2 separate regions of the Homo sapiens genome follow, and region 1 is linked to region 2. A link is a contact called in ENCODE Hi-C or POLR2A ChIA-PET data. All regions are on one chromosome and are shown on one strand. Each heading gives the region's core, a stretch centred on a gene start or an enhancer-like site at or near the end of the contact. The rest is flanking DNA. Distances are from core to core; before and after follow the strand shown.

Region 1 (4,132 bases), core at 1-2,500, 180 kb after region 2:
GTGTGGTGGTACATGCCTGTAATCCCAGCTATTCGGGAGGCTGAGGCAAGAGAATCGCTTGAACCCTGGAGGCAGCGTTTGCAGTGAGCCAAGATCAGCACCACTGCACTCCCACCTGGGTGACAGAGTGAGACTCCATCTCAAAAAAATAGGCCTGGCGCGGTGGCTCATGCCTGTAATCCCAGCACTTTGGGAGGCTGAGGCTGGTGGATCACAAGGTCAGGAGATCGAGACTATCCTGGCTAACATGGTGAAACCCCGTCTCTACTAAAAACACAAAAAATTAGCCGGGCGTGGTGGCACTCCCCTGTAGTCTCAGCTACTCGAGAGGCTGAGGCAGGAGAATCGCTTGAACCCGGAAGGTGGAGGTTGTAGTGAGCCAAGATCGAGCCACTGCACTCCAGCCTGGGCGACAGAGGGAGACTCCATCTCAAAATTAAATTAAATTAAAAGTTAATTAACTAGCCAGACTAGTTACACTACTGTACACTAGGTACACTAGTGTGTACCTGTAATCCTAGCTACTTGGGAGGCCGAGGTGGGAGGACTGCTTGAGCCCAGGAGTTCAAGTCCAGCCTGGGCAACACACTGAGACCCCTGTCTCTTAAAAAAAAAAAAACAGTTGATGAAACAAAAATAATTGTTTAGCGGCCTTGTGCCGCTTTGGTCATATGTTTTGCTCTCTCTTCTTGTGACCAAGCCCTGGCAAGTTTAAGACTCTATTTGTGACCACAAAGCTAAGGGGTCCTTACAGGGGTGAAGGTTATGATCTCAGCTCCAAGATAACTGGTCCTGGAACCTAAACCAAGGGTGTGGGCAGGCCTACCCTTTTGCAAAATACTAGAAAGGCATTTGTAATTTTTTTTCAGTTTTTTTTTGTTGTTGTTGTTTGTTTGTTGTTTTTTCCATTTTTTTCTTCTCATTCTGGAAGAGGAAGAGAAGTGAGAAAAGGCAGTGAGAGTGGCTTACATAAGATGAAGTTTGTGAAAACACCTTGTAAACTGCAGGTTTTCTCATTACAAAGCAGTTTTTAATAGTGGGCAACGATAAGTGGGAGAACTGGGTTTGGGAAGCAGAAAGGGTGAGGAAAAAGAGAAAAAGTCATAATGAAGAGCGTCCCTCTGGTGATACCTTTTTTCCCTCCTTGCACCTGCCTTGGATCCAAGAAGAGCTTCCGGTCTTTGTTACAGTCAGCCCCTGGCGTCTGTTCCCCTAGCCAGGCGGAGTCCCGCTTTCTACCGCAAGAGGGCGATATGGCCACACTGAGCTGGGACCCAATTGCAGAATTGAGAGGAGTCGCTGTGGCCTGGGTTTAATCTGGCTTTGAGGGCTAGACCCCCGACTGGCCAAACCCTCCTCTGTCCCCTCCTGCCCCAAGCCAAGCTATGGAGAAACTGTGGAGCAGAAGAGCAGGGAGGCATTTCGCAAGTTGCATTTCATCTCTGGCGCATTGAAATTTAGGGCATGGGGTTGGGAAATTTGAGGGTGTTTTTTTTTCTTCCTGTGGTCTCATGGAGAATAAAATGTGCATTGCCTCTGCAAAGAGCTTGAAGACCAGGGCCAGGAATCAAAGTCCTTCTGGACCAGGGTCACGGGGGCTTTCAAAAGTGGAATGCTGGCCGGGCACGGTGGCTCACATCCGTAATCTCAGCACTTTGGGAGGTCGAGGCAGGCCGATTACTTGAGGTCAGGAGTTCAAGACCAGCCTGGCCAACATGGGGAAACCCTGTCTCTACTAAAAATACAAAAATTGGCCAGGCGTGGTGGTGGGTGCCCGTAATCCCAGTTACTCGGGAGGCTGAGGCAGGAGAATCGCTTGAACCTGGGAGGTGGAGGTTGCAGTGAGCAAAGATCCCACCACTGCACTCCAGCCTGGGCGACAGAGCGAGACTCCTTCTCAAAAAAAAGAAAAGAAAAGAAAAGAAAAGAAAAAAGAAATAAAGTAGAATATTGACACAATAGGCTTTTTAAAAAAACAAAATTTTCCCCACTGTTGAATGGTTTTCTCCTTCACTTTTCCTTTCCCAATGCTGCAGCCCACTTCTCTTCAACAACCTCACCTGAATCACACACATCAGAGCCAGAAGGGACCTAAAAGACCATTTGCTCCTGTGCTGCTCAAATTGTGCCCAATTGTCACTAGCACCAGAATCAGCTGTGCTTGTTAAAATGCAGATTCCAGGACCCTGACTCAGACGCCACTGGGTGGGTCAGAAACCTACATTTTAAATGGGCACGCACCCTCCTCCAGTATATACATGTGGTTATCCATGCGCACTAAATTTTGAGAAGTTCTTTAGTTCAGCTCTTTCCATTTACAAGGGAGGAACAAATCTCAGAGGTCAAGTGTCATGCCCAAGGTTATCCGGCAGAGTGGCAGCATCACTAGGACTGAAATCAAGACCCTGTACCCTGACCTCACATCAGGGTAAGTTTTTACTCCACGTTTCTGAGAGCCCTAGAGTTTTGAAGAGGTGCTTCAGAGGTTCTGCAAATATTTAATTGCAAAGTGACCTGTTTAAAAGAAAACAGAAATTTGGCATTTGCAACTTCTTATTATGTGAATCAGGATTTTAAAAAACCTTGTGGTTGCAAGGATCAGCCATCATGTTCATTTAATGTTATTGAGATCACTGCAAAAGTCCTACCTTTATTACTGGCTGACTTAGATAAAATAAACGGTTGAAATGCCACTTTTATTTATCTATTGGAATTCTTTTTAAAGTTTCATACGACAAAGCAATTCTACTGCTCTATATAAAATGTATTGGGCAATCACTAACTCTGCGAGCACAGTGTTAAGCACTGTGGAAATAAACAAAAACCACCCAAGTGAGAAGAAACAGAAGCTGTTTATTCAGCGCTTGCTTTAGCCAGGGTCTCAGCCACCATCACTCGCATTTGTCAGAGACTCAGGCAGGCAGGGCTGTGCAAAGCTTTATAGTGAAAAAAAGGGAAGTCTTCAGCTATGCCTTGATTGGAGCTTGTTGGCATGGGAAAGCTAGAGGTAGGCTGACTAGAAATTGAGCATCCAGTGTGATTGGATTGGGGACCATATTTGGCTTTCTGTGCTTGGTCCTGAGTTGGAAGTGGGGGCAGAAGTTAGGGCAGCTGCACTTACTGACTTGGTCAAGTTCTGACTGTTCTGGGATGATTGCTGCAGAGGCTGTGGTTTGGCTTCCTGGATGGGTTGCTGCAGAGGTTGTGGCCCAGAGTTCTATTGTCATATATGATCTGGCCATTGTCTGTTTGTATTTTCATTCTCTCAGCCTTATCTGCATTACTTCATCTAAGCCCTTTCACAACCCCATGAGATTGATAATATTATTATTTCAGCTTTGTGAATGAGAAATGGAATTGCAGAGAAGTTAGGTAACTTGGCCAAAGTCAGACAGTTATGAAGAGGTAAAGATAAAACTTGAACCTAGGCAGACTGACCTCAGAGCCCTGGGTTTCTGTCTCAGCTTTACAGGGAAAAAAAAATTATAGAAACTGACAAACTGTCTAAAAATTCCCATGAAAATGCAAAGGATCTAGATTAGCCAAAACATCTTTGAAAGAGAATAACAAAGTTGGAGGGCTAACACCACCTGATTTCAAGGCTTCATAAAAAATAATAGTCATCAAGATGAGGTGCTATTAACATCATGATAGACAGCTCAAATAGAACAGATCAAATGGAACAGAATAGAAAGTTCAGACACACATACACACACATATACAATTGATTTTTAAAAAGACCCAAAGGCAATGAGAAAGGATAATTTCTAATGAATAGTTTCAGTGAGTTGGGCTAGAACAGTTGGATAGCTATATGCAAAAAAAGAAAAAAAGAACTTCAATTCATACCTTATACCACGTATAAAAATTAAGTCAAAATCGATTATGCACCTAAGTGTAAAATCTAAAACTATAAAACTTCTAGAAAACATAGAAGTAAAATCTTTGTGACCTTTAATTAGATAATATGTCTTAGATATTACACTAAAAGCACAGTCAATAGGAAATAAATTTGATAAATTGGACTTCATCAAAATTAAAAACTTCTTTTCCTGAAAAGATGCCATGAGAAGAATGAAAAGACCAGCCACTGACTGGGAGAAAATATTTGCAAAGCCCATATCTGATAAAG
Region 2 (4,689 bases), core at 1,120-3,619:
TTATTGGTAGCATCTTGAATTTTATCTTTCCTCTGAAGCCATTTATTTAGAAGTCATTGGTCAGGCTAGGCGCAGTGGCTCATGCCTATAATCCCAGCACTTTGGGAGGCTAAGGCGGATGGATCACTTGAGCTCAGGAGTTTGAGACCAGCCTGGCTGATATGGTGAAACCCTGTCTCTACCAAAAATACAAAAAAACAGCTGGGCATCATGGCGGGCACCTGTAATCCCAGCTACTCAGGAGGTTGAGGCAGGAGAATCACTTGATCCCGGGAGGCAGAGGTTGCAGTGAGCACCACTGCACTCCAGCCTAAGTGACAGAAAAACTATCTCAAAATAATAATAATAATAATAAAATAAAAGTCATTGGCCATTTGAAGCAACTAGAGATGAGAAAAAGTTTTATTTTCTATAATAACACAACCATTCCTGGGTTAGAAATATTTCCTCTAAGTTCTGTTTTAAAACTTAGTAGTTCATTTTTTAGTTCATTTATCAATTTGTACCTTATCATACTTAGAAAAAACTAGGTAACATTTTTTCAACATTCTGCCTAGAAATCTCCTTAGATACACTGAAGTCATTAGATACATTTTCTATGGTCTATGTAACCACATGTGGCAGTACCAATAAACCTTGAATCACTATATAACAAAGGTTCACTCTTTTCCCAGCCTCCAATAACACTTTTCTCTCTGTGTTTCAAGCCTTCACTGTCTTCTCAAGGTCCCTCCATCTTTAACCCTCACCAAATTCCAAAGCCAATGCAAATTGTAGGTTTTGGCAGCACCTTATTTCAAGGTACCAAATTTGGTTTCAGTTATCTATCACTACAAACTACCCTAAAGCTTAGTGGCATAAAACTACAACCATTTTATTATACTCACAATTCTGATTCAGACAGAGTATAGCAGGAACAGCTCGTGTCTGCTCTATAACATCTGGGGCCTCAGGTAAGGTGGCTCCATTGATTGAGGATAACTAGACTGGGAGCCATACGCCTAGGGCCTGGGCTTTTCTCCATATGATGCCCACTGGAACTGGAACTCACGTAGCTGAAAAGTGATGCTAGCTGTTGGCTAGGAGCTCAGCTGAGCCTCTCCATCTGGCTTGGACTCCTCACAGCATGGCAGCTAGGTTCCAAGACTAAATGTTCCATAGCACAGCAATCCAAAAGAGAATGTTCAAATAGGCCTAGATGGAAGCTGCAAAACTTTTCATGACCTGGCCTTGAAAGTCCCAGAATGTTATCTCTGCCACATTTCACCAAACAAGTCACTAAGGCCAGCCCAGATTTGGTATGAACAGAGGAATAAACTCCACCACTAGATGGGGGTGGTGCACATGTGGAGGGAAGGAACTAACATCAGCCATCTTGAAAACATGCTACAACAATCTGTCTTTGTTTCAATAAGTGTAATTCATTTATGTTCAGTATGATTACTGATGCATTTGGATTTATCTCTACCATCTTTTATTATGCTTTCTATTTATCCTATCTTTTCTATGACATTTATTACATTTTCCTTATCTGCTTTCTATTAAATGGAGGAAGTATACAAATTATAAATTCAATGAATTATAACAGAGTGAAACAGCCATGTAACTATCACCCAGGACAAAAATCCAATGTTACCCGCACCCGGGTTTTTAGCTTTATATAAATAAAATAACATAGTATATATTATTTTACATCTGGCTTCCTTCCTTCAACATTATTGTTATTCAGCCATGATCTTATGCATAGCAGCAATTTATTCATTTCCATTGCTTAATAGTATTCTGTTCTATGAATATACCATAATGTATCCATTCTACCATTGATATTGTCCACCAAATTTTAAGTTTCAGTGACTATATTTTTTGAAGGTCTATTTTAAAACTCTTTTTTTTTTTTTTTTTTTTGGAGACAGTCTCGTTCTGTTGCCCAGGCTGGATTGCAGTGGCACCATCTCGGCTCACTGCAAGCTCCACCTCTCGGGTTCACGCCATTCTTCTGCCTTAGCCTCCCGAATAGCTGGGACTACAGGCGCCTGCCACCACGCCCAGCTAATTTTTTGTATTTTTAGTAGAAACGGGATTTCACCGTGTTAGCCAGGATGGTCTCATCTCCTGACCTCGTGATCCGCCCGCCTCGGCCTCCCAAAGTGCTGGGATTACAGGCATGAGCCACCACGCCCGGCCCAAACTTTTTTTTTTTAGAGCACCTTTAGCTGTGAGATTTGGTGTGGCCTAGATTGAGGATATCCCTATAGAGAAGTTTTGCACTTGCTTCAGCCTGATGCCGTAGGACTGTTGCAGATTCAAGACTACTTTATATGTTAATTTCTTGGCTTTGGGTTTCCTGGACTGCAGAAAAAGAGGAACATTCTAAACTGAACCTATGTGAAGACAACCCCAGGTAACAAATTCTCAGAGAAACCTTTCTCACCTAAAGCCCACACGGAGTGGACAAACTTCCTTGACATTTCTCTATGCCATGGGGCAAATGTTTTTTCTAGATCATCTTTTCAATAATGTGGAAACCCTTTGAGGAACTTAGCTTTCTGCAAGGGAGTAAAAAAGTCTCTTATTCCCATGTGGTTGTTAAAACTAAGTCTCTTAGTCATCCAGAGCAGCCGTAACTTTAGCTTATGTACTTAACACTGATTTTCAATGCCCTCATCATTTTTTTGCCCCTAAGGATTTTCCTTACTTTTTCACAAGCTCAGCTATAGATTTAAAATAATGTCTATTATATATTTATCTGGCATATGACTAGGAATCTTGAGTGTTCTTTCCCCCTTTGTCAAATGTAAAACATATAACAAGGAGGGGGAAGTCACAGGAAGAGAAACTCAAAGAAAAAAGTGAAAAATGTTCTGCCTTTTATCATGGACAGGACCCATAGGTCCAAGGTTATTTGCACTAAGAAGATTCTAACTAAAGGGAATGTATACTATTTTTATCATTGGAACTGAGTATCTCTGTACTCTGGTGACTAATAGAAGAGGACGCCAATCAAGCAGGTACGTATGTCAAGGCAGTTCTAAACACAACTGACGTTACATTAGGAAGGTAGAATCCCTCAACCAGTGTGACCCAGATAATACAATGAGGAAGGATCTAAAGGAACTGAGAAAGGAAATATTAAGATATACCTAATAGTCTCCTAATGGGCTTCATTTTCTTTTCAGTAAACTTTTGACCTTGCTTCTACCAAACACTGTAAAATTAAATAATACGCAGGAATAAGGAAGGCCCAAGTCAAAAACTTTCCATCACTGTAAGTATAAACACTTTAGCTAGAAAGTGAGTAGTAGATAGGAGCAAAAATGGTAATATGAAATTATAAATGAAAGTCAGACACTGGAACAATATCAATAAAGAATATATTTTAATGTCCATAAAAAATCCATTACAAATAATTTATTTGACATATATTATGCATTTAGTGATAAGGATATAAGCATGAATTAAGTATCAAGCAAATTTATCAATCTATAGACACTGTAAAATTTAAGGTGAACTCTAAAAATTACGGAATACAAAAAGAACTCATTTAGGGCCGGATATGGTGGCTACACTTTGAGAGGCTTAGGCAGGAGGGCTGCTTGAGCCGAGGAGTTCAAGACAAGCCTAGGCAACATAGTGAGACCCCCATCTCTATTAAAAAACAAAACAAAACAAAACAAAACAAAACCGGCACAGTGGCTCCCGCCTATAATCCCAACACTTTGAGAGGTTGAGGTGGGTGAATCACGAGCTCAGGAGTTCAAGACCAGCCTGGTTAGCATGGTGAAACCCCATCTCTACTCAAAATAAAAAAAAAATTAGCCAGGCATGGTAATGCGTGCCTGTAATCCCAGCTACCCAGGAGGGTGAGGCAGGAGAATCACCTGAACCCAGGAGGCGGAGGTTGCAGTGAGCTGAAATTGTGCCACTGCACTCCAACCTGGCCAATAGAGCAAGACTCTGTCTCAAAAAAAAAAAAAATTAGGCATGGTGGTGCACACCATGGTGGTCCCAGTAGGACTCAGTAGGCTGATGTGGGAGGATGGCTTGAGCCTGGGAGGTTGAGGCTGCACTGGGCCATCATCGTGCCACACCACACTTCAGACTGGGCAACAGAGTAAGTGAAAAAAAAAAAAAAACAGGAATCATTTAGGAAAAAAAGAAAAGAAAAAAAAGAAACTTTGAAAGCCAAAAGGTCTACACATATGGTTATGATCCCATTTATATGAAATGTCCAGAATAGGCAAATTATATGAAACGTCCAGAGACAGAAAATAGATTCGTGGTTGCCTAGGGAATGATTACTACAAGGTTTCTTTCTGGGATGATGAAAATGTTCCAAAATTAAATTACAGTAATGGTTATACACTCTGTAAATATGAAAAAAAATCACTCACTGAATTGTATGCTTTAAATGAGTGAACTTCGCAGTATGAAATTATATCTCAATAAAGTTACTTTTAAAAAGTAAAGAGGTCTACTTATTTTCAAAAAGCTAAAACATTCTACCAAAAGAGAAATTCAGCCCACCAGGCAGCCTTCAAATCTTACTTTTGGTTTGTTTAAACAAAGGAAAGATTCAACCACAGCATTAATGTCGTTCCCAAGAAAGCACAAGCGGCCAGGTGCAGTGGCTCACGCCTATAATCCCAACACTTTGGGAGGCCGAAGCGGGTGGATCCTAAGGTCAGGATC

The links. A loop is a pair of places that touch in the nucleus more often than their neighbours do. ChIA-PET counts read pairs that join two places held with the same protein, here RNA polymerase II (POLR2A). Pooled maps may share reads with other maps.
Region 1: a pooled map shows a loop between it and region 2 (4-fold over the local background). The contact joins two enhancer-like sites. A Hi-C loop is called at or near these places in 2 of 37 single-sample maps with no recorded cell type and 5 of 50 pooled maps. POLR2A ChIA-PET finds 5 or more read pairs at or near these places in 2 of 52 experiments (GM12878 and OCI-LY7).

Annotation. Positions count from the first base shown.
Region 1 is chr7:129,088,794-129,092,925 of GRCh38, reverse strand. No RefSeq gene overlaps it. Among named protein-coding and RNA genes, the nearest start is that of TNPO3, 36 kb to the right of the region's middle. RefSeq lists an enhancer at 2,919-3,068. Within about 2 kb of position 1,250, at least 2 of the 41 ENCODE cell types and tissues checked have a DNase peak (open chromatin) inside an H3K27ac peak, as active enhancers do.
Region 2 is chr7:129,268,576-129,273,264 of GRCh38, reverse strand. All of the region lies in intron 1 of AHCYL2 (adenosylhomocysteinase like 2), which reads right to left. Among named protein-coding and RNA genes, the nearest start is that of AHCYL2, 46 kb to the right of the region's middle. RefSeq lists an enhancer at 1,183-1,477. Within about 2 kb of position 2,369, at least 2 of the 41 ENCODE cell types and tissues checked have a DNase peak (open chromatin) inside an H3K27ac peak, as active enhancers do.